Linked DNA regions of Homo sapiens: region 1 is linked to region 2. The links are chromatin loops, found by intact Hi-C in ENCODE. Cell type or tissue: B cell. All regions are shown on one strand. Links, peaks and the distances in the headings refer to the core of each region. The heading gives the core; the rest is flanking DNA. Region 1 overlaps MIR4435-2HG (MIR4435-2 host gene). Region 2 overlaps ACOXL (acyl-CoA oxidase like).

Region 1 (15,871 bases), core at 4,476-8,475, 150 kb before region 2:
GGACTTGTGGTGCCTTTTCTGGACTGCCCATGGCCCTCCATGAACTGATCAACAGGGACTTCTTCCCTCTAAGGTCCAAAAAAGCCCCAGGCTCAGCCAGAGCAGGGCAGAGGACAGATGACGGAGGACAGATGGCCTGCTGCAGTGAGGAACTACTCTCTCTTCTGAGAGCTTCAGAGACCTGCAGAGACATAGGGACTACCAGCTGCAGAGAGAAGTAACTTTCTCGAGGGCCTCCTTTCTGGTGAGAGCAGCAGATGTCAGGATGATGACCAATAGCAGAGAGGAGCTACCCTCTCCAGGGCCTCCTCTCTGCTTGAGAGCTGAGCACTCAATGGGAAGATCTGCTTACAGAGAAGATGATCTGCCTACAGAGAGGAGCTATGCACTAAGGGTTTCCTCTGAGCTGTTCTAACACTTAGTAAAGCTTTCTTTGTCTTGTTCACCCTTCACTTGTTTGCATACCTCATTCTTCTAGAGGCAAGACAGGAACTAAGGCAAAGATGCCACCAGCCACAGAGGTTTCTGGCCAGAAAATCAATACCCCAAAGATCCTGTAACAGTGCAAGAAGGAGAAAAGTGTTCTATAGTTTTATATCTCAGTCTTTTAGTGAGCCTGTGTCTCTAAACTGTGAACTTCAAACAGAGCTTCTCGACCCCCCCAACACTCCCCTTAGGCAGGACAAGATGGCTAGAATGAACTGAAGTTGAGTATTTCTCTTCCCCTATGTAGAAGGCTAAGGCATGCTGGAGCATGCTATTTCCTTTCTTCCAGGTTGGTTAGGCTCTGATAAAATCCCAATAGTTTAGGCTCTGATAAAATAGTTTCTCCTGAGGCCAGGCCTTTTTGACTAGAAGAGAATGATCTGACTTACTTCAAATAGTTCCTCCTCCCTCTCCTCACCAGAAGAACAAGATCTTTTTTTTTTTTTTCTGATATTCACTGTGAGAACCTAGTTGAACTCCTGAAACCAGAACTCACAAAAGTGGGAGGCCCTCCTTTGAATGGGTCCCCCTGGACTGTTTAACTCTCATACTTATTTACTGTGAATGCCCAGCAATTCATCAATTACAGTTCAGGTTTTTCTACCCCATACTGGTTCCCACAAAGGTTTCTGCTCAAGGGTTTCTGCTGCAGTAATTTGTGATTCTAAGTATTTTCTTGTCAGTCTTTCCAATTTAAGGGGCAGTAAACCTCACTTCTCTGATGGATCTAAGAGTTGTTAATTAATCAGTTTGTTCAGCCTTTTATTTGTTGTTAGGATGTAGTGACAACTTCCAAGCTCCTTACGTACTGGATTGCAAACCAGAAGTCAAACTATTCCTTAGAAATGAAGGGGAAGTAAAGTCATTTTCAGATGACAGGATACTAAAAGAATATGTCACCAGAAGACTTGCCCTTAAGGAATGACTAAAGCAAGTGCTCAGAACAGAAAGGAAATAATAACAAAAGACTTCAGGACCTCAGGAAGAAAGAAAGAAAAGTGGATATGACCATAAAATGTAATCAATTATTTAAACAAAAGTAATAACAATGTAGCGTGATGTTAACATGTATGTAAGTAAAATGAATGACAACAATAATATAAAGGTCAGAAGGGGAGAAATGGAAGTATCCTGTTGTAAGTTTCTTATGCTATACGCGAACTGGTATAATATCATTTGAAGGTAGGCTATAATAAGTTAAAGATGTGTTCTGTTAATCCTAAGAAATATGAAAATAACACAATAACAAAGAGTTACAGCAAATAAGACAACAAAAGAGATAAAGTTGGATCATAAAAATAATCAATTTGAAAAAAGTCAGGGAAAAACAGAAAAAAGAGCAAAAACATATGGGATAAATTGAGAAAAACAGTGAGATGACAGGAATTAAACCTAACTATATGAATAATTACATTAAATGTAAATGGCCTAAACAACACCAGTAAAAGGCAATTTGTCAAATTAGATTTTTTAAAATGCTAATCCAACTATGTGCTTTTTACCAACACAAAAAGGCACTTTAAATGTAAAGACATAACTATGTTAAAGAAAAAGGATGGGAAAAAGATACAATGTAAAGACTAACAAAGAATCTAGAGTGGCTATATTAATATAAAAGTGGATTTCAAGCAAAGAATATTATCAAGCATAAAGAAGAACATTTAAAAATGTTAAAGGGATCAACTTGTCAAGAGACCATAATAATCCTAAATGTTTATGCACCTAATAACAGAGCTCCAAAGTACATAAAACAGAAATCAATAAAACTATAAGGAGAAATTAACAAATACAGATATAAATTAGATATTTTAATACCTCTCTCTCAATAATTGATAGAATGAGTAAAGAAAAAGATCACCAAGGATATAGATGACTTGAACAACACTACTAATAAAATATACCTACTTGGCATTTATAGAACACGTCATGCAGAAATAGCAGAATACACATTGTTTACAAGGGCACGTGAAACATTTTTCAAGATATATTCTATATTCTGAGCCATAAACAATGCATAATACATTTAAAAGGATTCAAGTCAAACAAAGTATGTTTTCGGAGCAATCTGTAATTAAAATAGAATTCTTTAGCAGAAATCTATCTGGAAAATTCCCAAAGGTTTGGAAACAAAGTAATGTGTTTGTCAATAACCAGGGGTAAAATAAGAAATCAAAAGGAAAATTAGAAAATATCTTGAAAAATAATCAAATGAGAACACAATATATCAACAATAGTGGAATGCCACTTCAGCAATATGTAGAAGGAAATATACAGCACTGGATTTCTACTTTAGAAAAAAGAAAACATCTCAAGCCAATGACCTCATCTTCCACTTTAAAAATTAGAAAAGAAGAGCAAATTAAGCCAAAGTAAGCATTAAAAGGGAAATAATAAAGATCAGAATGAAAAATCAATAAAATAGCAGACAGAAAAAAATAGAAAAAATCAATAAAACCAAAAGCTAGTTCTTTGAATAGATCAATAAAATTTAAAAACCTCTAGGTGTATTGATTTAAAAAATTACTTAAGACACAAATTCATCAATATTAGGATTTATAAAGGTGGGATCACTCAGATTCTACAGATATTAAAAGGATAATAAGGAAGTATTGTAAACTTTTATGCCTATAAATTTTAAAACTTAGATAAAATGGATAAATTCCTGGCAAGGCACAATCTACCAGAGCCCACTCAAAAAGAAAGAAAGAACCCAGACAATCCTCTATTTACGGAATAAATTGAATGTTTAGTTTAAAATGTATGCATGAAGAAAATTCCCGGTTGACATGGCTTCACTAGTGAACTCTACCAAACATTAAGAGAAGGAAAAATAACAATCCTTACAAACGTTTTCTGAAAATTGAAGAGATGAGAATAATTCCAAATTATTTTATGAGCCTATTATTGCTCTGATTTTAAAGTGAAACAAAGAAAACTATAGATGAATAACTAACTCTCATGAACATAAATGCAACATTTCTAAAGAAATTTAGCAAATCTAATCCAACAATATGTAAAAAGGATAAAACATGGTGAACAAGAAGGGTTTATCCCGGGAATACATTGATTGGGTTTTGATGTTCAAAACCCAATCAATGTAAATCACTATTAACTACAAAATAAAAGCAATATGATCATCTAAATAGATGTAGAAAAAAAATCTGAAAAAAACCCAACACCCATTCCTGATTAAAAACTATTAGAAAACTAGGAATAGAAAAGCATTTTCTCAACCAATTGAACAATTGAAGGGTAGCTATGAAAAACCTACAGCTAATATCATATTTCATGATAAAAGATGGAGTTTTCTTACTCTAAATTCAAGAATCAGGGAAAAGTGTCTGCTCTCACCACTCTATTTAACAGTGCTGGAAATATTAGCCAGCAAAACAGATAAAGAAAAATAAATAAATGGCATAGACTGGAAAGATTCATAGTTGGCACAATTATGTATATATAAAATCCTCAGGAATGTACACTTTACATACTAGAATTTAAAAGTAAGTTTAGCAACTGTGTTAGTTCGTTTTCATGCTGCTGATAAAGACATACCTGAGACTGGACAATTTACAAAAGAAAGGTTTATTGGACCTATAGTTCCACATGTCTGGGGAGGCCTCACAATCATGGCGGCAGGCAAGGAGGGGCAAGTCACATCTTATGTGGATGGCAACAGGCAAAGAGAGAGCTTGTGCAGGGAAACTCCTGTTTTTAAAACCACCAGATCTCATGACACCCATTCACTGTCAGGAGAACAGCATGGGAAAGACCCACCCCCATGATTCAATTGTCTCCCACAAGGCCCCTCCCATACCACATGGGAATTATGGGAGCTACAAGATGAGATTTGGGTGGGGACACAGAGCCAAACCACATCAGCAACATGTCAGAACACAGAAAAAATGTAAAATATCACTGTATTTCTATGTACTAGTAGTGAACTGTCAGATGTTAAAATTCAATTGCTTAGAATGGCATCAAAAATATGAAATACTGGCCAGGCGTTATGGCTCTTGCCTGTACTCCCATTGCTTTGGAAGGCTGAGGCGGGTGGATACCTTTGAGGCCAGGAGTTCAAGACCATCCTGAGCAACAGGGCAAAACCTTGTCTCTACTAAAAATACAAAAAATTAGCTGGGCATGGTGGCCTGTACCTATAATCCCAGCTACTTGGGAGGCTGAGACACAACAATCACTTGAACCTGGGATGCAGAGGTTGCAGGGAGCTGAGATTGAACCACTGTACTCCAGCCTGGGGAACAAACTGAGACTCTGTCTCAAAAAAAAAGAAAGAAATACTTATGGGTAAATCTGACAAAATAAGTGTAAGACCTGTACACTAAAAACTACAAAACATTGCTGAAATAAATTAAAGAAGACCTAAATAATCGGAGAGATATACTTTGTTTAAAGGTCAGAAGTCTCAGTATTGCTAAAATGAGAACTCTTCCCAATGCAGTGCTAATCAAATTTCTAGCAGGCTTTTTGTAGAAATTGAAAAGCAGATTTGAAATTCATATGGAAGTGCGAACAAAACCAAAAGAGCCAATATAACTTTAAAAAAGAGAAAAGATGAAGTTCTAAAACTATCTGCTTTCAAGATTTATTATAAAGCTACAAGTGATCAAAATATTCTAGTACTAGCAGCAAGATAGAGGAAAAGATCAATGAACCAAATAGAAAGTCCAGAAATAGACACACTCAAAAATATGGACAACTGATTTTGGACAATATTGCAAAAGCAATTCAATGAAGAAAGGATAGCCTTTTCAACAAACAGTACTGGAAGAGTTAGATTCCTGTATGCAGAAACAGACAAAAACAATGAACTTGGATGCAAACGTGCATTATATAAAAAGAAGTGATTCAAATGGATTGCAGATCTCAATGTAAAATCTAAAACTATAAACCTTTAGAAGAAAACATAAAAGAAAATCTTCATGACCTTGGGTTAGGCAGAGTTTTTAGGTATGACACCAAACACACAGTCCATAAAAAATAAATTGATAAATTAGACTTTATCAAAATTTAAAATTTTCATTCTTTGAAAGATACTCTGAAGAGATTGAAAAAATAAGCCACAGATTGGGAGAAAATGTTTGCCAAGAATACACATCTGATAATGCACTTATATCCAGAATATATGAAGAATTCTTAAAACTCAATAATAAGAAAATAGCCCCATTAAAAATAAAATAGGCAAAGGATTTCAACAGACATTTCCCCAAAGAAGATATATGGATGGTAATAAGCACATGAGAAGATGTCAGCATCATTAGGGAAGTTCAAATTAAAACCACCATGTGATACCACTACATGTATTTTAGAATTGCTAAAATTAAGAAGACTGACCATATGGGGTGAGGATATGGAGGAAATGAAATTCTCATACAATGCTATTGGTAATGTAAAATCAAACTACCACTTTGGAAAACAGATTAAAGTTTCGTGAAAAGTTAAACATGCACCTACCACATGTCCCAGCCTCTCAGTTCTACCAGAAAAGAAAGCAGATATCCATACAGAGATTTGTACACCAATGTTCATGGTACATTTATTGGTAAATAGCCCCAAACTGGAGACAACTCAAAAGTTCATCAACAGATGAATGGATAAACAAATTGTGATATATCCATACAATGGACTATTACTCAGTAAAAAAGAAAAAAAAGAAAATAATAGTAATGGATAATCACAACATGCATAAATCTCAAAAATAATTATATTAAGTAAAACAAACCAGTCAAAAAAGACCATATACTCTTTATTCCATTTTAATAAAACTATAGAAAATGAAAATCTTTGGTGATATAAAACAAACTAGTAGTGAGGAAGAGAGGCTTGGGAGGGAAATTATAAATTACATGAAGCAACTTTTGGGAGTGATAGAAATATTTACTATATTGATTGTTATGATGGTTTCATGGATATATACATATGCAAAAACATATCTACACTTCAAATATGTGGAATTTTTGTAGGTTATTTATACAGCAATAAGCCTGCTCAAAAAAGTAAATCGAGCAATGGAGGGTACCAAGATTTTACTTGCATATGACTGTTCTCTATCTAGCCTGCAAACAGGTGCACACAAAATCTGCAACTTTAACTGGAGCTTGCCAGGCAACACCTCTGCAACATTATGCAAATCACTGTGAGAAAGAGACAATAATTATGTCAAAAACCACCAAAATATGTTTGTTTCCACACACTTTTTTTAAAATTCCCAGATCTGGGCTGTCTACAGTATGTGCCTGCCAGTTAACCTAACTTGGGGCTTTTCACTTTGGTTTAAAGAATCTGAAATTGAGCTCTGCTCAAGTTAAGTGCATGTGGTGATTCATGTGCATGGAAAGTACCTTGGGCTGACCACAAACTAGAGTTCCCTACAACTACATCAATGTCAAAACTAACCACTGTCTCCTAGCTTGTTTGTTTAAAAAAAAAAATCCCATGGTCTTCAATTTGGTCATTTAAAAATAATCTACAAGGTATACTGTTTTTCTGTTCTTGTTATTTCCTAACTTTTAAGGTTTCTATTTTTCCACCCTGTAGATCTTGTTCTCACTAGAGAATAATTTCTACATTATGCCCAGGTTCTTCTGAGCTATGAAGGGGCCCAGATTTAAGGGCTATTTTTGACACCCTAAATGTGCTGAGACAAGTCATTAAGGTGGTCCTGCCAGGACACAGCCATCTAAAGCAGCAATCTGCTTCTTGCCAGAAAATCTCGTGCCTCTGCAGAGCCTTTTCCAGAATGAACCACACCATGCTGAGGTAGGGTAGAAGGGGCAGTACACCAATAGGCCTGGGTATTCTAGAACAATAGGCCTAGAACTTCTCATCAGCTCCTGTTTCTTTTCATCTCTAGGAAAGGAGAAAGAGACTACCTACTGCATTTCTGTCACTCGCTGAAAAGGACACTCTGTCAGAAAATCTTCTAGCAAACTTCAAAGGGCAAAATCACCCCTTGTTACTGATAAAGCCCAGAGAGCTTCAGCAGCTAACATTCCCTGGACAGGGCACAGCAAGGATTTGAACCTAGGTCAGTCTGGCCAGAACACCCACAAGCTTTCCTTAACTCAGTGTGCTATCTCCCCACGACTAGGTCACTACTGCTTTATAATCACCTTTGTAGCCACCAGTGGATTTTGCTCATCAGTATTTTTCAGGCAATTGATACTTTAGATATTCAGCTGCAAGACGTATGCAGTTTTCATTGACATCTTTTGGAGAAACTGACAAACCTGGACTTGACTTAATGCCTTTGGAACCTTCCAAGATGTTATATAACTCTAGATAGAAGGCTGGGCCTCCATGATGTCAGGAATGTTGCATTCTTATTTCCCCATAGATAAACCCATTTGTCCACAAAGTCAAGGAGTCAGGCAGAGGCCCTTGCCATGGGGCTTTTTAGGATAAAGCAACAAGCCTGGACTTTGCTCTACAACAGGGTTTTGCATAGGGAGTGGTATGACCAGATCCCTCAAGAAAGAAAGCTTAGAGACCAGGCCAGAGTCCACTGCAGTAGCCCAGTCAAGAGAGGATGGTGACTTGGACTTGTAGTAGAGCCAGTTAGAATGAAAGAAATTGACACATTCAGAAATGGTTTTAGAGATAGAGTCAAACTGGACCTGATAAAGAACTAGAGAAGCGGAGTGAGGATAAAGAGAAGAGCCATGACTGACTCGGAAGATTTTGTCTTGAAAAACTTGAGAACTCAAGACAGAGTGAAATAAAATCACATGTGGGAAAAATCTCCTGCTTTGTTTTGGACTACTTTGAAGTGAAATGCCTGTTAAGCCTAAGTGGGGTAGGTCATGGCGTACATGACTGTGGGCTCAGGATGGATACAGGCATTCAGGAGTTGTGAGCAAATAGAACTTAAAGCCATGAGAGAAGAAGGGATCACCAAGAGAGACAGTGTGGCATAGAGAAGAAAAGGGGTGGAAGACGATCCCTGGGCAGAAAAGTCCTTAGAGCAGAGGCAACAGGCATGACCAAGAAGACTAAGAAAGAACATTCAGTACAGCAGGAGGAGAGCAAAAAATGTGTGGTATTCTAGAAGCAAAGAGAATAAAGGGCTTCAGGAAGGAGCAGTCAAGTGTGTCAAATAAGATAAAGACAGACAAGTCCCCTGGATTGGGTAGGAATAAAATAACAACAGACTGCCATACAAATGGTTCTATCTACACCATCTAAAAGAATATAGTTTATTCTCCATACATTTAAGAAACACCTGCCATATGCCAGGTATCCTTTCAAGCACTGAAATGCAGATTCATAAAACATGGTCTCTGCTCTCAAGGAGCTCACAGTGGTAAGGAGGAAACAGGCAATAGCGAGTGTTCTCATTGCATTCGTGACCCCATTGATCTTGCAACAGCCCCATGCATCAGTTATTGCCATTATACCATTTTACCGATAAGGAAACTGTGGCAGGGAGGGGTCAAGCACCTTGGGTATTTGACAGCAAAACCAAGGCTTGGTGGTATCATAAAACTTCCAAGTAGTAATTCACAAAGGTGACTGGGAAATGGAAGTGACCAGAAATCTTTGCACTATGAGGACAAGTTCATGACCCTGATACATTCTTGTCCAGGTAGTATAGCTCCAGACCAAATGTCTGCGGCCACCCACCCAAAAACTTGTTGGATAAAAATGACTACACCTATAGTCAAATGATTTTTGACAAAGGTGCCAAACAGTTAGATAGGAAAAAGAAAGTTATTTTCAATAAATGTTGCTGGAGCAACCAGATATCCATATGGAAAAAAAATCTTGACCACCTACCTCACACCAAACACTAATATTAACTTGAGATGGATCATAAACCTAAGTCTGAAAACTAATAGTAAAGTTCTTGAGAAGAGAACATGGGAGAATGTCTTCATGATGTTCAGGTAGGCAAAGATATTTTAAGACACAAAAAAGCAATAAGCATAAAATTTGTAAAGAGGTGACTGGGGCTTTATCAAAATTAAAATTTATGTGTATTAAAAGACATCATGAATAAAGGGAAAAGGGCAGCCACAGACTGGGAGAAACTCTTTACTATACATATACCTAACTGAGGCTCATATCCAGATTATATGAAGAACTCCTTCATACTGATACCTAGGGTCTTGATTGCATGCCCCGAAATCAGTTGATTCTTCCCTTTTGAAATGCATTCCCACAAGGATCCAGCCTTTGGGAAGCCATGCAAGTAGAGGCAGAAGTTGTTTCAGCTTCGGAAAGGGCCACTCTGCTGAGGAGTGTCCTTGACCGGCAGAGAGAAGATGTTCCTGCAGCCATGCTGATTCCAGGGGGATATAGAATTTGGGGCCTGGGAATGTTTAAAAATGAAAGCCAGTTAATAGTTTTATTTTTCTTTTAACATGACAGACAGGAGAACAACCAGCAGGACTCCAGGCTTACCCTGACATTTTTGTCAAGTATATGCGGGTTCTCCAGAGAGCCAGAATCAAAAGATGTGTGTATATACAGCCATGTGTTGCATAACAACAAAGATACATTCTGTGAAATGTGTCCTTAGGCAATTTCATCGTTGTGCAAACATCATAGGGTGTATTTGCACACACCTAGATGGCATAGCCTACCACACACCTGGACTATGTGGTATAGCTTGTCACTCCTAGGCTTTGTACAGCATGCTACTATACTGAATACTGTAGGCAATTATAACACAATGGTAGGTATATATGTCTATGTAGACATATCTAACATAGAAAAGGTACAGTAACAATACAGTATAAAAAGTGAAAATTGCACACTTATATAGGGCACTTCCAATCAATGGAGCTTGTAGAACTGGAAGTTGCTCTGGGCGAGTCCGTGAGCAACTAAGACATTACACTGTGCGCTTAGGCTACACTAAATTTCTAAAAATATTTTTTAAAATATATAAGTTAGCCTTAGCTTACTGTAACTTTTTTACTTCATAAACTTTAAACTTCTTTTTAACATTTTGACTCTTTTGTAATAACACTTAGCTTAAAACAAAATCACACTGTAAAGCTCTACGAAAATATTGTCTTTCTCTATATCCCTATTCTATAAGCTTTTTTCTATTTAGAAATTTTTTATTTTTAAATTTTAAACCTTTTTGTTGAAAACTAAGACATAAACACACATTAGCATAGGCCTACACAGGGTCAGGATCATCAGTATCAGTATCTTCCGCCTCCACATCTCGTCCCACTGGAGGGTCTTCAGGGATGATAACATGCACGGAGCTGTCATCTCCTATGATAGCAACGCCTTTTTCTGGAACACCGCCTGAAGGACCTGACTGAGGATCTTCTTGAGGAGGTGTCACTCTTTTCAGAAATATGTCCATAGCATCTTGCTTAGTTGTTTCTTTTTTTCATCACAGATTTGTTTGTAAACAGATAATGCACCACGAACATTCCTCTCTATTAATAAAAACCTTTCAGTGTCGGGGGTCACTTTCAAACTTTTTAAAGAAAAAGTTGAGGTCTGCAAAAGCTTCTGCCAAATGCTTCACTGTGAATTTTCTCAGGGGTTCTTCTTTTCTTCTCCTGCAGTTTCTTTTCTCTTGCCTCTCTTCAGCTATGGATTCTGGTTCCAGTTCCTACAACTCATTAGTCAGTTTCTCAGGAACCGTTGTTTGCTGTCTCAACCACAGCCTTGTTGAGTAATATGCTGTCCTGTGATATTGTGATGGCTATGAAATCACTAGGTGATAGGAATTTTATTATATTATAATAATATATTATATATTATAATTATAATATATAATTTATATATAGAATATATAATATATTATGCTATTATAATCTCATGAGACCACCATCAGATATGTGATCCTTTATTGACCAAAACATTGTTATGCAGTGTGTGACTGTATATATAGGTATATGAAGAAATTTATATTAAGGAATCGGTTCACATGATTATGGAGGCTGACAAGTCCAAAATCTGCAGGGTGGGCTGGCAACCTGGAGACCCAGGAAGAGTCAATGTTGCAGTTCAAGTCTGAAGGCCATAGGCTGCAGAATCCCCTCTTGCTTAATCTTCTGTTTTATTCAGTCTTTCAACTGATTGGATGAGGCCCATCCTCATTATGAGGGTGATCTGCTTTACTCAAAGCCCATCCATTTCAATGTAAAAATCTCATCCAAAAACACCTACAGAAACATCTGGAATAATGTTTGGCCACATGTCTAGACACTGTAGCCCAGCCAAAGTGACGCTTAAAATGAACCATCACACCAATTGTGCTATTGACCTGTACCCACTGAGGTGAGACATGATCAGAGACTGGGCAATTTTCACAGTTTGGACACAGCTATGAGCAACATAGCAGTGATTCAGCAAGCTCACAATAGCTTTACCAGGCAGCAAATTGAAGCAGATTACAGCTACTAGGAAAGACGCTTCTCATTTTGTGAGATGTGCTCCCGTGGCTGAAAGATTGTGTGAATTAGGTAGATTGAGGGAAGGGCCAATTGATTTAGAGTACTGCAATCAAGACAACTGGATAGCCTAGTGATGCCAGCTCAGAAAAAGAATAGTAAAGTATAGTGAAAACAAAAATTCAATTTAACCTGGTTCTAGCAGAACACCAGCAAATAAGGAAAACAAACAAACAAACAAACAAACAAACAAAAAACAGCTGCAGAGAAAACTCAAGAAGCCCCATAGAGAGGGTACTTTGGGATCTGATGCATGCTTGCTGATGGTGCCCATCCATCCTGTCTCTGCTGGACGCCTAACAGTGTTCCTCACCTGCACTGTAGGTGTCCAATGCATGCTAAGTAAAAGTGATATTAAGAGCTGCGTGCCAAATTTCATTTCACATTATATCTCAGAATTTCTTTTAGTTTTTCTGGAAATGTAACTACTATAATGGACCTTACAAATGCACAAATGGGGCCGGGTGCTGTGGCTCATGCCTGTAATCCCAGCATTTTGGGAGGCCGAGGTGGGTGGATCACTTGAAGTCAGAAGTTTGAGACCAGCCTGGCCAACATGAAGAAACTGTGTCTCTACTAAAACTACAAAAATTAGCCGGACTTGGTGGTAGGCACCTGTAATCCCAGCTACTCAGGATGCTGAAGCAGGAGAATCACTTGAACCTGGGAGGCAGAGGCTGAGGTGAGCTGAGATCACACCAATGCACTCCAGCCCAGGCAACAGAGAGACTCTGTCTCAAAAAAAAAAAAAAAAAAAGCACAAATGGTATTCTGTATCTGAAAATTGTTTGGATTAACTTTTGATTCTTGCCTGGTTAAAGAATTACAATTCTTACCTCAGATCATGCTTAAACTATCTTATTTCTTCTCATCACAATAAAATAAATTAGTGTCATTTTTATACTTGATTGCCTCAAGGATATTTTAACACAATTTTGTTTCTTATCTTTTGTACCACTCATTTGAAAACTTATGGTCTTAATGCAAATAATCTGAAAGTAATAAAAGTATAACTCCTAGTAATTTCCATATTGCTGCCTGTAGAAAAGTTATAAACATCCCAATTTATTCTGGCAAGAAAAAAATTTTTAGTAAGCAAAAGCCTTGACTGACCAAGTGCTTCACAAAAGAGGATATCTAAATGGCCAATAAGCACATGAAAATGTTCTCAAACCATTATTTATCAAGGAAATGCAAATTAAAACCACAACAAGATACCATAACACACCCACTTAAGTGTCTAAAGAGACTGACCATACCAAATGTTGGCAAGTAGACAAAGCAATTGGAGCTCTCACTGCTGGTAGAAATGCAAAATGATACAGTAACATTGGACAAATGTTTGGGATTTTCTAGCAAAATTAAACATTCACCTCTCAGATCACCCAGGAATTCTACTCCTAGGTTTTTCTCAAGGAGAAGTTAAGTGCAAATATCCATCAAAATGCTCATAAATTTTATTTGTAATAGCTAAAAACAAGACACAACTCAAATACCTATTAAATGTTTATCTAGACACAATCCAAATGTAATACAGTCATGCTCTGCACAATCATGGTCCCATGAAATTATAATGGAAGGAAAAATTCCTATCACCCAAGTGCACACTGTTTATAAAGTCCACAGCGGTGTACAATAACATCCTAGGCTTTCACATTCACTCACCACTCACTCACTGACTCACCAGAGCAACTTCCAGTCCTGCAAGCTCCATTCATGGTAAGTGCCCTGTACAGGCGTGCCATTTTTATCTTTTATACCATATTTTTACCATACCTTTTTTAATTTTTAGGTATGTTTGGATACATGAATATTTACCATTGTGTTACAATTGCCAACAGTATTCAGTACAATAACATGCAGCAAACGTTTGTAGCCTAGGAGCAATAGGCCTTACAGCCTGGGTATGCAGTAGGCTGCAAAGTGTAGAATTGTGTAAGTACACTCTATGATGTTCACACAACACAAAATTACCTAATGACGCATTTCTCAGAATGTATCCTTGTGACTGTCACTGTCTAGACATACATACAATGAAAAACTACTCAGCAATGAAAAAGAATAAACTGCTGACACACAAACTTGGATGAATCTCAAAAACATTCTGGATGAAAGAAACTACTCAAAAAGAATGTTTACTGTATGATTCCATTTTTATGTTTAAGAACAGGTAAAATTAACCTGTGATGACAGACATCAGAGTCATGGTTACTCCTGAGGAGAGGGGTTTACTAGATGGGACAGGAGGGGACTCTCTCCTTCTCTAGGGTGGCAGAAATGCTCTGGATCCTGGAGTGGGTGATGGTTGCATGGGGTCATACATAAATAAAACTTGCTTTTTACATATAGATTTTATTCTATGTAATTTATATCTCAATTTTTAAACTGCAGAACAAAATAAAGATGGAGAGCAGGGAGCTGTGCTTTTTCCATTTTACTCCCAGGTGCCAGAAAGGAGCACTTCTGGAGGGGCTGAGGCTACAGGAGGTTAGAGAACTTCTGCAGGTCCAGAGACAGCTTAGAACCAAGCTCTGGCTGGTCTTCCCTCCAGCAGCTGGGAGGAGGGCCTCTCTCCACTTGACAGAGCAGCCCAGCCCCAACTTGGCAGCCTGCAAGTGAAAACAGCTTCTCTGTAGAAAGTACTAGAACATCCACCCCCTTTCACAGTGCGGCTGGCTTCCTCCATCAGTCTCTACAGGTGTCAGAAGGCATTGATAGCACCCTAACCACAGCCCCGGGGACTCTCCATGCCCAGTCATAATTCAACGGCACCAGGGTGACCCCTCAGTGGAGAGGCAGGCTTTCTTTGAGACTGTGAACATTGAACCAGGACCACTTGCCCCTGACGGTCTTTCCAGGCAGACTGGGAGACAGTGGCATTGGGACCATTCTTTCTTGGGCTACTCTGGGCCAGACATCTAATCAAATGCTCTCTTTCCCATCCACTGATTCCATAAGCCCCAGAGTGAGTCAGGTTTCTCACCCCAAGTGGAGGGGCCACTCACGCTAGGGGGCTATGTTCCTGCGTTCAGATCCCTCCTTTCTTCCTCTGTCCTCTCCCCCATCTCTTCAGCTGTACTTTCTCCTGTGCTCACTTTATTCTCTAGATTAATTTCTTGCCTCATCCTTACACTCTTGAGTTCAGAATAACTTCTGAACTTCTCTCTCCCAGGGTTCACACCAGTTGCCCAAAGAGGACTGTAATTGGGCCACTCCAGGACCAATCACTGTGGCAGGGGCACAGACTCTCTGATTGGCCAACCAGGTGATGGGATCACCCTTGGCTGACAGTCCCACTCCCTGCAGCCAGGGAAGAGCAGAGTCAAAAAGAAAGCAAAGCCACGCATGCAGAGAGGTTACCAGTGTCCATCCAGACGCCCACTTCACAGACAGGTAGCCAAGCGCCAGAGCCCGGCTATTGTAGCCCTAAGTGGTAAGACAGCTTTGAGACCAGCTGCCGGTCAGGGGTCAAGGCGCAGGAACCGGAAACCCCCAGAAGCCTGTCTGCTTCCCACTTTCACATAAGAGGATGAGCCCCGTCCTCTACAGCTTGTGGCACTCTCGCTCCACCGAGCCGGAAGCCATGGAGCAGACAGAGTCCCAGTCCTGACTCCTCCCACTTCCCACAACCCATACTGCTATCACTGGCAATCACAGTAGGAGGGTTTCTCTCTGTGCAAACAATGATACTGATCTGGCTCTTGGTAAAATCAGGGGCAGGTGTTCCCTTCTGGAGGGGGCTGCACAGGAAGGATTTCCCTGCTGTGAGGGAAACACGGGACTGGGAGAGGAGCCCTGACACACCACACACAGGCCTCTGCTTGTCTTCAGTCTCCGGAAAATAGAAGTTAGGGGGCAGGGAGGGGAGTGGGGAAGACGAGAGGTGTTCTCCCTGGGTTTGAGAAATTGGGCCTGGGAGGGGACCCCTTCAGACAGCACCCGGC
Region 2 (15,871 bases), core at 6,190-10,189:
GAATGATCCAGTTTCTCTTCATCCTCACTTGCATTACGTGTTATCACTGTTGTTTATTTTAGCCATTCTGATAGGTCAATAGTGTTAGGGGGAAAGAGTTCATCTTATTATGGTTTTAATCTGCATTTCCTTAATGGTTAATGATGTTGAATGTCTTTTCATGCGTTATTTGCCGTCTCTAGCCTCATGAGTGAAACGCCTGTTTTTATCTTTTGCCCTTTTCCTAACTGGATTTTTAAAAACCTGTTTACATTTGATTGTTCCTTGTATATTGTAGGTACTATGCCTTAGTGTGTGATATGTGCTTTGCAAACATATCCCAGACTGTAGCTTGTCTTTTCAGACTCTGAACATAGTCTTTCACAGAACAAATGCTTTTAATTTTGATGATGTCCTGTTTATCAGTTTTTCCTTTTATGAATCACGCTTTGGGTGTGAACCCTAAGAGCTCACCGTCTAACCATAGTTGCCAAAGGTTTTCTTCTATATGTTTACTTCTAAAGTTTTTGCAGTGTTACATTTTATGTACATTTAAGTCCATGATCTATTTTGAGTTAAATTTCATATAAAATGTGGAACTTAGATTAAGGTTCTTTAATTTTTCTTATTTTGCCTATGGATGTTCAAGTATTCCAGAACCATCTGTTGAAAAGGCTATCTTACTTCACTGGAGTTGCTCATGCCATTTCATAAAAAAATCAGTTGGGCATGTTGGTATGGGTCTATTTCTGCACTCCCTATTTTTATCCATTGTTCTATGTGTGTATTCACCTGCCAATACCATACAGTCTTCATTACTATAGTTATATGTCTTAAAATTGGATAGACTGATTCCTCCCACTTTATTCTTTTTCAAAATTGTTTTAGCTATTCTAGTTCCTTTGCCTTTCCATATAAATTTCAGTATAAGTTTGTCTATAGCAATAAAAAAATCTTGCTGAAATTTTGATAAAAATTAGGTTAAACCTGTATTCGATATGGGGATAAATAATATCTTTACTATGCTGAATCTTCCAATTGATGAATATGGTATATCTCTCCATTTTATAGCTCTACGTTGATTTGTTTCATTAGCATTTTGTAGTTTTCAGCATACAAGTCCTTTACATGTTTTGTTAGGTTTATACCTAAGTATTTCTAATTTTTTGAGACATTGTACATGGTGTTTTTTGAAATTTTGGTTTCCAGGTGTCCGATACTAGTAAAGTCAGTCCTCCATATCCACGGATTCTGCATCCATGGATTCAATCAATCACAGATCAAAAATATTTGGGAAACGAAAGGATGGTTGTGTCTGTACTGAACACGTACAGTCTTTTCTGTTGTCATTATTCCCTAAACAATACAACAACTACTTACATAACATTTACATTGTATTACATATAGTAAGTAATTTAGGGATGACAAAGTAGGTATCTTTGTGCATAAGTTATATGCAAATACTATATAGTTGTTGTTTTTTTTTTGTTTTTTTTTTGAGATGGAGTGTCGCTCTTTCGCCCAGTCCGGGCTGCAGTGGCGCAATCTCGGCTCACTGCAAGCTCCGCCTCCCAAGTTCACGCCATTCTCCTGCCTCAGCCTCCCGAGTAGCCGGGACTACAGGTGCCCGCCACCACGCCCGGCTAATTTTTTGTATTTTTAGTAGAGACGGGGTTTCACTGTGTTAGCCAGGATGGTCTCGATCTCCTGACCTCGTGATCCACCCACCTTGGCCTCCCAAAGTGCTGGGATTACAGGCGTGAGCCACTGTGCCCCGCCTACTACATAGTTTTATATAAGGGACTTGTGCCTCCCTAGATTTTGGTATCTGAGTGTTGATCCTGAAATCAATCCCCCACAGATACCTTGGGACAACTATATATAGAAATACAATGAATGAACGTTGACCTTGTATCTGCAACCTTGCTGAGTCACTTTTTAGTTCTAGGAATTCCTTTCCTTGTCTGCCTGCTTTCCTTCCGTCCTTTCTCTCTCTCTTTCGTTCATTTCTTTCTCCTTCCTTCTTTCCTTGCTTCATTCTTGTAGATTCCTTGGAATTTTCTACATAAACAATTATGTCATCTGCAAACAGGGCTACTTTTGTCTCCCTTTATTATCTAAAAGGATATGTCTTTTATTTCTGTATCTTGCCTTATTGCACTGGCTAGAACTCCTAGTACTACATTGAATAGAAATAGTAAGACCAAACTTTGCCTTGTTTTTAGTGTTAGGGGGACAGCATTCAATTTTTCACCACTAAGTATAATGTTAGCTATAGGAATTTTGTAGATACTCTTTTCCAAGTTGGGGAAGTTCCACTTTCTTCCTATTTGTCTAGGAGTTGTTATCATGAGTAATTGTTGAATTTTGTCAAATGCTTTTTTCTGCATCAATTGGAATGATAATGTGATTTTTTTTTCTCTTTTTCCTGTTAATATGAAGAATTAGATTGGTTTATTTGTAAAAATTGAACCAGCCTTGCGTCTTCAGAGCAAACCACACTTGGTCAGTGTATAATTCTTCTCATATATTGCTAAATTCTACCCATTAATATTTTGTTAGGGATTTTTTATGTCTATGTTTATAAGGTATATTGGTCTGTAGTTCTTTTTGGTTCTGTCTTTGTCTGATTTTGGTATCAGGAGAATACTAACTTCAAAAAATGAATTGGTAAAAGTTCTCTCTTCTTCTACATTATGGAAAATATTGTGAAGAACTGATGGATATTCTTCTCTAAATTAACCACTGAAAGTATCTGGGCCTGGAATTTTCTTTTTCTGAATTTTTAAAATTGTGAATTTAATTTACTCAATAGTTATAAGGTTATCCAAATTATCTCATGTTGAGAAAGCTGTGGTATTGTGTGTTTTCGAATAATAGTCTATTTCATCTAAATTGTCAAATTTATGGGCATAGAATTTTCCTTAGTATTATCTTACTACCATTTTGATGTGCACAGAGTATATACTAATATAATCTGTCTCACTCTAGTAGCTTGTGTCTTCTTGTTAGTCTTGCCAGAGGGTTGTCACTTTTATTGATCTTTTAAAAGATCTAGCTCTTTGTTTCGTTGTTGTTCCCTATTATTTTTCTGTTTTCAATTTCATTGATTCTTGCTCCTATCTTTATTATTTACTTACTTCTGCATTCTTTGCATTTATTTTTCTCTTTATATTTTCTAGATTCTTGAGGTGGGAGCTTAGGTCACTGGTTTGAAACTTTTCTGTTTCTTAAAATAAGCTGTAAGTTTCCCTCTCAGCACTGTTTTGGCTATGTTCCACCAATTTGACGTGTTGTATTTTCATTTTCATTCTGTTCAACGTATTTTTATTTCTTTTGAGGTTTTTAAATTTTTTGAGGTTTGCTTTATGTTCCATGTTACAGTCCATCTTGGTTTATGTTCTTGGGCACTTGAAAATAATGCATTCTGCTGTTGTTGGGTAGAGTGTTCCAAAAATGTCCATAGATCCTATATGCTAAGGGTGTTAAGATTTTTTATGTGTTTTGATTTTCTGTCTAGTTGTTCTCTCAATTGTTGAGAGAGGAGTGTTGAAGTCTGTAACTGTAATTGTAGACTTGTCTGTTTCTCCTTTTAGTTCTATCAGTTTTCACATCACATATTTTGTAGCTGTCATGTTTGGTGCATACCTTTAGCAGTGCCCTATCTTCTTGGTGGATTGACACTTTTGTTAATATAGACTGTCTTTCTATGTCTCAATTATTTTCTTTGTTCTGATGTCACTTTATCTGATATTAATATAGCCGCTCTTGCTATCTTTTAATTAATATTTGCATGATGTGTTATTTTTGACCCTTTTGCTTTCAACCTATCTATATCACCCTATACACAGCATATAATTGGTTCATGTTTTTTAATCCACTCTGACCATCTGTCTTTAAATTTTTGCCTTTACATTATTCAAAATTAATATAATTATTAATATATTAAGTTTCAGACTGTCTTTTTATTTCTTGTTTTCTGTTTGTTCTCCTTGTTTTCTCATTTCTTTTTTTTCTTCCTTGGCTTACCATGCATGACTTGGGCATTTTTTAGAGTTTTATTTTGATTTATACATGGTGCTTTGGGGTGCATCTCTCTGAGTAGTTTTTTAGTAGTTACTCCAGGTATTACATTTTGTATATATAACTTTTCATGGTCTACGTGCATCAACAGTTTGAAGTGTGGAAAGTTTACCATCCTTTACATCCTATTGCCCTCCCTTGTTTATAATAGTCTAAAATGTTTTCTCTACATCTATTTAGAATCACATCAGTGTTATAATTTTCACTTCAATTATCAAACATAATTGAGAAAATTCAAAAGGAGAAGGAGAGCTAATTGAATTTACCATCTTTGTTTACCGAATTCTTTCTTCTTTCCTGATGATTCTTGATTCCTTCTTTCATCATGTCCCTTCTGTTTAGAGAACTTCTTTCCACTTTGTTAGTGTACTTATTTGGGTAATCAAGCTAATCTGAGGATAGCTTGACTTCCTCCTAATTCCTAAATGATATTTGCACTGGACATAGGTTTCTGGTTGACAGTTCCTTTTTTTCTAACACTTTAAAAATGTTGTATCACTTCTTCTGACCCCTGTGGTTTCTGATGAGAAATATGCTGTCATTTGAATTGGTTTTCTCTTTAGAGATAAAATGTTGTTTCTCTCATTGCTTTTAAGACTTTCTTTGTCTTCAGTTTTCAGAACTTTAATTAGGATGTGTCTTGGTGTGAATTTCTTTGATGTATCCTATTGGTCATTCACTTCTTGAATCCGTAGGTTTATGGGTTTTGTCAAATTGGGGGATTTTTCAATTATTATTTCTTTGAGTACTTTTTTAGCTCCATCTTCTTTTTTTATCTTTTCCTGGAACCCCAAATGATATAAATTTAGTTTTTGTTATAGTCCCACAGGTCCCTGAGGCTCTGCTCTCTTTGTTTTTCATTCCATCTTCTTTCTGTTGTACAGAGTCAGTCATTTCTATTGTATCTTCCAGTTCACTTATTCTTTCCTCTGTTCTCTCCATTCTGCTGTTGAGCCCATCTACTGAGATTCTTATTTCAGTTGTTATATTTTTCAGTTCTAACATTTCCATTTGGTTGTTTATATTTACTGTTTCTTTGCTGAGATGATTTTATTGGTGATTTTTTATTGTTTCACTTGTTTCAAGTATGTTCACTATTACTCATTGAAGCATTTTTATAATAACTGCTTTAAAACCTTTTCCAGATAATTTTAGCATCACTGTCATCTTGATATTAGTGTCTACCGATGGCTTTTTTCATTCAGTTTGATATTTTCTGGTTCTTGGTATTGTGAGTGATTTTTTGATTGAAAACTATGCATTTTGGTATTCTATGATGAAATTCTGGATCTTATTTAAACCTTGTCTTAGGTAACATCCTGTGATGCTGCACCATCAGGGGAGGGTGATACACTGCAACCTCTGTGACCACCAAGGTTGGGAGATGCTCCTCGTTGCTGCTGGGGTGGGGTGCTGGCTCCCACTAGGCCCCTGCTGATCCCACTCTGGTTGGGAAGGGTAGAGGTCCCTAATTTCTGCTCCCCAGATGGTCTCCACTGACGCTACCAGGGGGTGGCCTCATTACTATTGGAGCCAGTGGTTAAAGTCTTGACTCTCCCCATTTGGCCTTCTCTGACACCACCGCAGTGGGGAGGGGGCAGACTGACCTATTATTGCTGGGTAGAGGAAGAAGTCCAGGCTCCCCAGATGGTCTCCAGTGTCACTGTAGTGAGGCAGGAGGGGAAGGGAGGCCTCATTACTGCCAAGTGGAGATGAAAACCCCAGCTCCCTACTAGGCCTCCTCTGACAACCATAGTGGTGAGGTTGCATTGCCTCATTGTAGTCTCGTGAGTGTGGAGTCTGCACTCCCCACTGGGCCTTTCCTGGCATGGGTGAAGGTGGGACCACATATTTTTCTGTGCTGCCTGGCAGGAGGAGTCTTCTGTTTCCCCTACCCCTTCCCCTCTTCCTCCTCCTTCTTCTCTTTCTCCTACTCTTTCTTCTCCTCATTTTTTTCTCCTCCTCTCCTCCTTATCCTCCTCCTCATTTACCTCCTCTTCTTCTCCTCTTCTTCCTTTCTCTCTTCCTCTTCCTTCTCCTCCTCCTCCTTCTTCTACCCCTTCTTCTCTCTTTTTTTTTTTTCCTTTGTGTGCGTTAGCTTTTTCCAGGTTGCCAGCTTCTTCAGCTCTAACTCTGGAATGTATGAGGCACAAACAAAATTCAGGGAGTTCCTGCTGTGTCATTCTTTGGGTCTTGAGGTTCCTAGCTTGGTCTACTTTCTAGTTCTTACCTTTCAGAATCTTTTATGTTTGTTTTAAACGTAATGTCCAGTGTTTTTAGTTGGACTTAGCAGAAGGAATAGGGATGAGTATGTCTCCAGCATCTTCCTGGGAAAAATGTGCATTTTTGAAATATATATTGTATGGTTGGGTGTTATTTTTCATCCAATCTGAGAGCCTTCCACTTTTAATAGAAGGTTTGTCTCACTTATGTAATAAATCTTAATCCTGATATTGAATGTTATGTTTTGTGTACTTTCAAAATGTAACACATTAATCAATTATCAATAGGCTGTTATTAGCTGCCCTTTCCATCAGGCAAGGTTTTCAGGAACACACCAAGTTGCCTTGTTCCCATCCCAATTCCAGTTTTTTACTATTATTATTATTTTATAGAGACAGAGTCTTGCTGTATTGCCCAGGCTAGAGTACAGTGGTTCAATCATACCTTAATGTAACCTCAAATTTCTAGGTTCAGGTGATTCCCCAGCCTCAACCTCCTGAATAACTGGAACTACAGGCATGTACCACCTTGCCTGGCTAATTTACTTTTTAGAATTTTTTGTAGAGATCTATGTTGCCCAGGCTGGTCTTGAACTCCTGGCCTCAAGTGATCCTTCTTCCTCAGCCTCCCAAAGTGCTGGGATTATAGGCATGAGACACTGCCCTGGCTCATCCTGTCATTTTTACAGTTCTAGAAGAGATAAAGGTGGAAAGATTTTCCCAAAGATGAAAACATTCCATCAGGAGACCCAAGAAGAGGAAGTGATTGGTTGACTGGGGCCTTCATGGTGGCCATTTTTCTGACATTTCATCCAGAACTAATTCCCTCCCTCCTTTTTTTATCCTTCCCTTCCTTGCTTCTTGTGTACTGGGCATTTTCCTGGGTTCTGGGAGAGGAAGGGAGCAGATCAAACCAGTATTTTTCTTTTTCCCCATCTCAAAGTTTTTATCTATGGTGCTTTGTGGGTTTCTTTTTTTCCAATAGACTTTTGAACATTGTGAAATTAGCCAAAAAGAAAGCAGCTAAAATTTAGTAAGGGCAAGAGGAAGAGTTAAGCAGGTGCAGAGAGCAGAAATCTTCAAGTCTCTTAACGTTTCCAGTTTTTAATCAGGGTGCAAATGTGGTTGGTTGACGGCAGGGAGCTGCTTCAGTGTGACTGCTAGGCTTTGCTGCCTTCGTCAATCCATCCAGCGTGACTTCCCATATAACTTTAGTGTTTACATCCCCCTCACTGTGTGCTGAAAAGTCTGGGATCCCCCTAGACACCTGGTAATTCTGTTAATGTCTGCTAGTCTGGATCCATATCTCAGAAGCTCCCTGATGGAATTTCTCCGTGCTCTTGGCAAGTCACAAAAGAGATGTCTCCTGGGAACTTTAGCATCTTGATCTCTATTTAAATGGTGAAATGATAAGTCTTGGCCAGGCCCTGTTCTCTCCTCCCACTAACTTTAGTCTCCGAGAGCCAAATTTTGCTCTCAGTTTCCTATATATGACTTCTACCAAATCCTTCTAATTTTCTTTTGTCTCTAGTGATTTCCTCTCCTGCTGTCCTGTCTTCTAAAGCAGTCTGAAATGAAATCTGCCCCCAGAGCTGTGCACAGAGGAAATGGAGAACAGATCATTCAAGAAGGAACACCCCACCCGCAAGCCGTGCTAGACTCGCATGGGTAGGCATCCCCAAAGCGTTGCACCCTCCACGCCTGGGCGGCTCGCTGCTTTTCTGAACACCAGGATTTGTACTTCCTAGCTGGTTCTCCATTTAGATACTTATTTAGATGCTTGACAATGAAGTATCAAGGAGCAGAGCAGGTGTAATGTCCTCATATACTGCTGCCATCTGTGCGCTCATATGCTCCTCTTAGGCAGTCGGGCACATGTAGAGCTTGCTTCTGATGGCATTTGGATTGGAAAGACATTGGCCCATTTCTCCTTATAGCAGAACTTTGTGGAGGAGCTAGGCGAAGTGTAAATGCACAGACAGCAGAGCAGATCTGTTTGTGGCAAGAGAGGGAACCCCTCTGCCTTCCCCCTCCTAATCCCCTACCACCCCTCTCCCTCTCTACTCCTGGCCCCTGGCCTGGACACCATGCTTTCAGAATAATTCTAGAGCAACTATTAGCTGTTGATGGCTTCTGCTGCATTCCCTCCCAGAGACACCTAACTTTGACATTAACTACTGGAAGGCCCGTAAAGTCTTCCGAGCCAAGGAAGGAATATTGAATGCTATAATTTCAAGACAGCTATAGGTCAGCTGGGGAAATGTGCACAGCAAGAATGGAAGTTTCTGGATACCCCTCCCCTGGGAAGGCAGCTGTCTGGGGCCCCTATTTTGGCAGTCAGCTCTCAAGGCATGCATCAGTGCACCTGAAACACTCTATAAATGGAAAAGTCAGAACACAACGTGTCACATCGACACCACCAGCATGCACAGTGGAACCCACACAGTTGGTTAAATTTAAATTCCTGCAGAGACATGGGGACTTAGCTCAAATATCACCTCCTCAGGGGAGTCTTCCCTAAACCCAGGTTGAGTTGAGTGCCCAACTGAGTGCTCCACTAGCTTCCCAAATTCCTTTGCTCTCGGCACTTAGCCCACTCCAAGGTGCTGAAGTGTCTGTCTCACCTATTTGTCAAGGAGCTACCTGAGGGTGAGGGCCACATTTTATGGATATTTGTGCCCTCAGTGCCTAGCACAGTGCTGGACACATAGTAGGCACTCAAAAATGTTTCCGAAGAGGGACCATGCCAGCTGCGTCCAGAAAGCCACCAAAATGACCCTTTTGCTGACTTACTATGGAGCCTGGCATACTACCATGAAATTTTTTTTTTTTTTTTTTTTGGAGACAGAGTCTTGCTCTGTCACCCAGGCTGAAGTGCAGTGGTGCGATCTCGGCTCACTGCAACCTCCGCCTCCTGGGTTAAAGCGATTCTCCTGCCTCAGCCTCCTGAGTAGCTGGGACTACAGGCATGTGCCACCACACCCGGCTAATTTTTTGTATTTTTAGTAGAGATGGGGTTTCACCGTGTTAGCCAGGATGGTCTCTATCTCCTGACCTCATGATCCACCCACCTCAGCCTCCCAAAGTGCTGGGATTACAGGCGTGAGCCACCATGCCTGGCCTAAATATATATATATTTTTTTGAGTTAAAAAGTTAGCCCTATGCCTCAAAGATCCCTTTCCAAAACTGAAGCTCATTAGGAGGGATAATTGTTACCAATAATTTGGGGGGTTGGTTTGAGCTGAGCTTTGCAGAATACTTGACATAGGCTTGGCACTTGCAGGGGACCTCTAGGAGTGAAGAGAGTGAAGTATCCCGGGCTTCAATGGCATAGGAATGAGAGAAAACCATTTGTTGCTAGAAGTGTAGGTCTGAAACCTGATTTCTATGTCACCAGTAGTTCTTCTCCCAACTTTTTTTTTTTTTTAAAGTTGGGGTCTTGCTGTGTCACACAGGCTGGAGGGCAGTGGCATAAACATAGCTCACTGCCACCTCGAACTCCTGAGCTCAAACAATGCTCCTGCCTTAGCCTCCAAATCTTTTCCCTTATTAAATATAAAAACATTAGAATATACTCTTCAAGTGAGCCAGGTACTAGAAAAACACTACCTGACACACAATAGGGACTCAGTAAACATTTGTTGAACAACTTATTTTAGGAACACTGCCAGCCACACTCTTACTTCTTTCTGTGTGGCTCTAGCTTACGAGGATAAGAGAAGGTGGAGGGAAAGCTAGAAGGGGCCAGGGCTGGATTCCAAACCACAGCCCACCCACAACTCTTTATCTGCCACTCTTTATTACCTGTGTTATGGGAACTCTGCCACTCTTTATCAGCTGTGTTATGGGAATTCAGAACAAGGACTGACACTACTGATCCTGGACTGGGTTTGGAAATGCAGTCATACCCCAGAAAAGAATCCCCTTTTTTCCATGTGGAGGCCCAATCCCATTCCCAGCCCCAGATGACTGAATGGTGATGTGGGTACATGTGATGCATTCACAGGGTGTGTGGCCACAACGGGCAGCCCCTGAGTGCCTCCACTTGAGAGGCAGAGGGAAGCCCTTGCTGGTCGGAGCTTAGGACTCTCTCAATGGCATGGGGCCAAGATGAGGTCCTTGGGCATGGCAAGAGCCACCTGCAGAAGGAAGGACATCATGGTTTGCACTGTGCATGATGGAAGGTGTGTGTAGTTAATTATTGGCTGCTAGGTTTGGTGCTTAAACTAGCTACCACCTACACAGGTTGAGAAAAGGAAGAAAAAGCAGTTAGAATGCAGGAAAGAGGGAAAAACCCCACCTCACCCACTTGACAGGCTCAAACTGCTGCTGCTAGCCGCCTGTGAGGTGGGGACAGTCCCCTGCAAATGCCCTGCTTAGACACTTGGGTTGCCGTGGCGAGCACCTTACGAGAACCAAAGGCGTGAAGGCCTTCTCTGAGCACAAAGGCAGACAAAGGCACCTGCCTGGTCCTGCAGGACCAGTCCCCATGCTGGATACTGAATGGCTCAATTACTATGCCTTGGACCAAGGTTGGGGGTGGGTGAGGAGGAGAACTTTGGAAGAAGTGAAGCAGAAAGAATCTTTATGACAATGACAATTTAAGAAACATTAGACAACCAGCTTGCTGAGGTGCTTCTAAACCTTCTGTGGGGAGGTGAAGCAGTGGAGCAGTCATGTGGAAAATTCCCTTTCTCCTCCATGCACAGTCATTCCCAAGCTGAGGGAAAGGCATTGTTTTTCTTGTGAAAACCCTCATTCTGGACAGGATTCCATCAGGCTAGGGGAAAATGCCTTCGCCTGGGAAGAAGTTGTATTCAGTAAGCATGGAGGACTGAAGGGTTGAGTCATGTCGATCTCTTGGAGATTTTTGGTTGCCAGGAGGATTCAAATGTGTCTGACTTCTTAAAATGTAATTAGACAGAGAAAGGGTTGCATCTGGCCAGACCATGGTGGCAGGGGACGTGGAGGGAGGCCTGGCGTCCCTCCTTCCACACGCTCCCAGGCGTCTCTGTGCATTTGGGGGCAGCATTCATACTTGGCTGGTAAGAAATCCTAAGGAAGCTTCCAGCAGCATTCAGCCCCCACACCTCCCATCAGTGGAGCCTTCCTGGGGAGCTGTCTCTGCAGGCTTGCTCAACCTGGGCTGCAGCTCTTGGCAGCTGTACCCACCGACCCTGATGGGCCCCTGCATGTCCCACTGGGTAGACAGCAGCTATGAATACTGTTCTACATGTCTGCTTAGATCAAGGTATCATCTGTTGCACCACCAGCAGCCTGCCCACCTCAGCCAGCCCTCCACCTAGAACAAGAGGGAGCATGGTTGCTGCTGGTGCGTGACAGCCCTGCCAAAGGTTGCAACTTAGGAGCAGAGATTCAAGGCAGTGCTATAAATAAGCCAAGCTTTATTTTCCTACAGGCAGCTTGGTTTTTCTACTGTGTGCTGCCATAAATGTGGTAGATATCAGATCCACCTATAGACAGGCCTGCCTTGAGCCTCCCATGGTGCTTCTAGCCAGGTACCTTTGGCAAGGTGACCGAGCCAGGCCATAGCTGGGACTGTAGCATGGGGAATGTTCCAGGCACTCACTCAACATCACTAGAGCAGGGAAGGCTTGCTCTGAGCCAACCCTTGTTCTACTGTCTTGTTCCAGGTATAACCCATCAGCCAAAGCTCCTTCAATACTAGCTCTTGTCTCCTGACCTGGTCAGAAGCATTTACCAGCAAGGGCCACTTTCCTCTGACCATTCTATTTAAATATTTTCCAGCTTATCCGAGGGAGGCAGGGAGGCTCTGCAGGCGATGGCTTCAGGAAGTTTTAGTCCCATGGAGGCCCCTGGCTGGGGCTATCTCCCACCCAAATTGGAGGCAGCTGCTGCCAGATATGTAAGAAACTCCCAGGTGTGCAAGAACAAAATGAGGAGGTGTGATCATTTACATTCAGTAAATGATGGTGCGAGTGCAGACTGTCACCAGGAGATCTGTCTTCCTGCCAACTTCCACCCTAAACAGAGGCTCTGATTTTTAAGAGGGGACAATCCTAGTGGGAGTGGGGACAGGGAGGGTCTGGACCAAGCACTGAGAAAGAGGCCTGCTAGGCAAAGTCAAACCATGTGATTGAGGGAGAGGCTTTGGCCTTGATTCAAATCTAGGCTGACCCAATGCCCTGGTTTGCCTGGGACAGTCATGGACTATGCCTGCCATCCAAGTTCTATTTTTAATGGTGCCCCTTTCACTCACACACACACACAAAATCCATGTTTGGATGATAAGTTTTGTGATTACCCTATTCCAAAGATGAGAAGGAGTTAGGCTAGAAATGCATCCACAGAGTGACATGTAGGACGTGGGGCTCCAAGCAAGTTCACTTGGCAGCGCCTGGAGGAGAGAGACGAGTGGTAGAAGGCCAGGTTGGTTCATTCTCAAGCATATTTAGAATTGCAGCCTTGTCGATAATTTTCACTTATGACTTTGCAGAGTGTGATGCTGGAAGGGTCTTTGGGGTGGTCTAATTTACCTCCTCTTTTACTGGAAGAGGACGTTAGGCTAAAAGAGATAAAAGTGACCTGCTCAAGGTTACACTCCAGTTGCTGGCAGAGTGGGGATAGAAACTTGTCCTTAAGGGGTCAGGTCCAGGTACTCTTTGCTGGGACAGAGGGAGATGGAGGACCCTGAAAGAGGCTGCAGAGGATGAACAGACACATGGAAACTTCCATGGCAGCTCCGGGACAGGGAAGTGCCACAGACTACCCCACAGTTCCTAGATTGGGGGGGTGGGAGGACAGAAACTGGTGGGGTTTAGACTTGCTGAGCTTGCTTGGACGTGAGCTCAGGTGACACCTGGAGTCACAGGCGAGTGCAGGTGGAGCCAAGGGCAAATGGGCTCTCCAAGGTAGTGACCGAGAGGGACCAAAGAGATTAATTGGCAAATAGGACTAAGAATCAGTGAAGAAACAGGTAGGTATGGAGATCAAACGCGAACAGGGTCAAATGAGTAATTTATGGAATCTAAATATTGTTCTATGGTTCAAATTGTAGTGAAATCTGAGAGGCAACTCCTGATAACAGCTATCTTACCCTTGGGTACCGTTTCCCTAGCCCCCTTCTCGGGTCTGCAGGGTCTGTTACTTAAGCCAGTAACAGCTTCCACCTCTGCTTGGTAGATGGGAAACTGAGTCACAGAGAAGCTGGCTTTCTCCTGTCTTACAGGACCCCCAGCAACAAGGATGTGATTAACAAGCCTTGAGAGTGACTCCAGAAGCCTGCCACCACAGTACCCCTCATGGTTCCACTGCAGTCACACCTCCCGTGTGTGCTCTCATGGTGCTGAAGGGGTGGAGTGGTGGAATTTTCTATGAATTTGCTCATCTGAGTGGGCCCCGCAGGAAGAAGCCCAGCTTTCTGGTCCTAGTTCTATTGCCGGCTGACTAGCTATGCAATGGTGGCTAGTCACTTGTTTTCCTGTCCCTCCTGCTTTTCCTGGTTGTCAGATGAATGTTCTGGCTTATGCCATCTTCAAAATCTCAATGTTTTTGTCTTTGCAGGGGAATCTGACCTTGGTTCAGCCATCTGATGAACCAAGTTCATCTCTTGCATCTTCTTGGCAGTCTGTCTATAGAGCATCTTCTCAGGTTAGGCAAGGTGGAGCTATGTGATTGAGGGAGGGGCTTTTGACTTGAGTCAAAATTAGGCTGCCTGGGACAATCATGGACCATGCCTGCCATACAAGCTGCATTTTTAATGGTACCCCTTTAAATATTTGTGCTCAGATCTCAATTACCCTTGACAATGTAGAATGCAACATTGGAATGTTTGACAATGCAGGAATGCATGCAAAATATAATTTTAAAAAATATCAGCTGGGCGCAGTGGCGTATGTCTGTAATCCCAGCACTTTGGGAGGCCGAGGCGGGTGGATCACCTGAGGTCAGGAGTTCAAGACCAGCCTGACCAATATGGTGAAACCCCATCTCTACTAAAAATACAAAAAATTAGCCAGGCATGGTGGCAGACACCTGTACTCCCAACTAGTGGGGAGGCTGAGACAGGAGAATTCCTTGAACCCAGGAGGTGGAAGTTGCAGTGAGCTAAGATCACGCCACTGCACTCCAGCCTGGGTGACAGAAGAAGACTCTGTCTCAAAAAAATATATATCATATTTGGCCCAGATCTACGTTTTTTGCCTCCAACAAGTTTTCATGAGGTTAAGTTAAATGTGGGAATTTATTTCAGACAGTCTGCAAAGTGGATAGCTCACTAGAGCAAACATACAATCACCTGCAGGCTGACTGTAGTCAAAATAATCTACTGTCACCCTGAATAGGTTTTCTCACATAACATCTACAAAAACCCAGCATACCATTGTCACACCCACATGGTGCCTTCTGATATGTGACATTAGAAAACCTCAATCTCCTAAAAAAAATCATAAAATAGTTTCAGTATATATGAACTCGGCACACGTTTTTGTTCAGTGAAACTTCTTTCTTTGATGATGCCTGTTCAAATATTTGCAAATATTGAGAAAACGCCCACATAAATCATCCTCTGTTGCTGAGGCCACACAGTCTGCAGAAACCAACAGGTAAGACACAAAATACTGAACGCCACTGGAGGTCACGCAAATTCCAGGAAACCTCAGGCCATCTTAGCCTTCCTCTCCCAACCCCAATCTGTTAGTTTCTAACCGAATGTGCTAGAGAAGCCAGCCAGAGCACCATGAAAGTCAGCAAGAAGGTGAAATGGTGAGAGGAGGAGGGGCCTTTGGTTACATCTCTTTTCACCTCTCACTCTAGATGTGAAGAAACTCAGAGGGGGCTGCGGCATCCCAAGTCGGGGAGGCCATGAGGACCACTAGAAGCAGGCCTGGAGGTGTGGTCTCTGGGGCTGGGCTCTGTCGCTGCCCTCTGTACCCCAAAATGCCTCTGAGATGCCCATGTAACCTCCAGGGGAGCCCAGGAGCTTCACCTCCTGCAAATGGGGAGAGATGGACAGTAGGAGAAGAACAAGAGAGAAGCAAGAAGCAAATGGTAGGAGAAAACACAGGATAGAGGGAAGAAAGACCAAAGGCCGGTGAGCAGAGAAAAGAGGTGAGCATCCAGGGCCCAAGAGCTGCTTCAAGGTCATGGAAAGCCAGCCTGCACCTGGAAGGAAAGGTCCTTGCAGAATAGAACTTAAAGCAGGAAACAGAGAATTAAGCGTGGCAAACAAGAAACGCCCATGTGCCTGAATCTATATCATTCTAAGTCAGTGTATCAGACGCCCAGGACTCTGAAAAATCAGGGTTCCCAGACAAACCCAACACTTGGTATGAGCAGCGCTTCTTTATTATAAAACTAACATCACTGAAAGCTTTTTTTTTTTTAAAGACCAAAAATATCACATCTTAGGCAAATGAGTTGAAAATCCCTCAGAGTGACACCCTATTTTTTTTCCACCCATTTCTAAAGTCAGAGGACACCTGGTAAAGAAGCTGGTTTTTAGATAAAGAAATGCAATTCCTGGTGCACGCGGTTTCCTGGTGGTACAGCACTGAAGTGACATCATGGAAATATTTGTACCTCAAGGTCAGTCTGCAAGGTTTCT

What was found. Peaks named below come from ENCODE experiments on the same cell type or tissue, not always from the same donor. Only the 100,000 strongest peaks of a DNase experiment are listed, where the experiment ranks them.
Region 1: a loop joins it to region 2, with 2.2 times the contacts of the local background. A loop is called at or near these places in 1 of 110 quality-filtered maps.

What each region holds. Positions count from the first base shown.
Region 1 is chr2:111,200,148-111,216,018 of GRCh38, reverse strand. It overlaps MIR4435-2HG (MIR4435-2 host gene), which reads left to right. Exons shown (of 5, transcript NR_136164.1): 4 at 7,358-7,531. Among named protein-coding and RNA genes, the nearest start is that of BCL2L11, 87 kb to the right of the region's middle. In B cell, for the core only: no CTCF peak of the experiment used is centred there; a DNase peak (open chromatin) is centred at 6,808; H3K27ac peaks cover 331 bases.
Region 2 is chr2:111,050,042-111,065,912 of GRCh38, reverse strand. The region is part of intron 16 of ACOXL (acyl-CoA oxidase like); the gene reads right to left. LOC124907866 (a long non-coding RNA gene) reads left to right here and starts at 15,736. Exons shown (of 2, transcript XR_007087182.1): 1 at 15,736-15,852. RefSeq lists enhancers at 8,419-8,618, 15,767-15,871 and a silencer at 15,767-15,871. In B cell, for the core only: no CTCF peak of the experiment used is centred there; DNase peaks (open chromatin) are centred at 7,542 and 8,012; H3K4me3 peaks cover 365 bases; H3K27ac peaks cover 997 bases.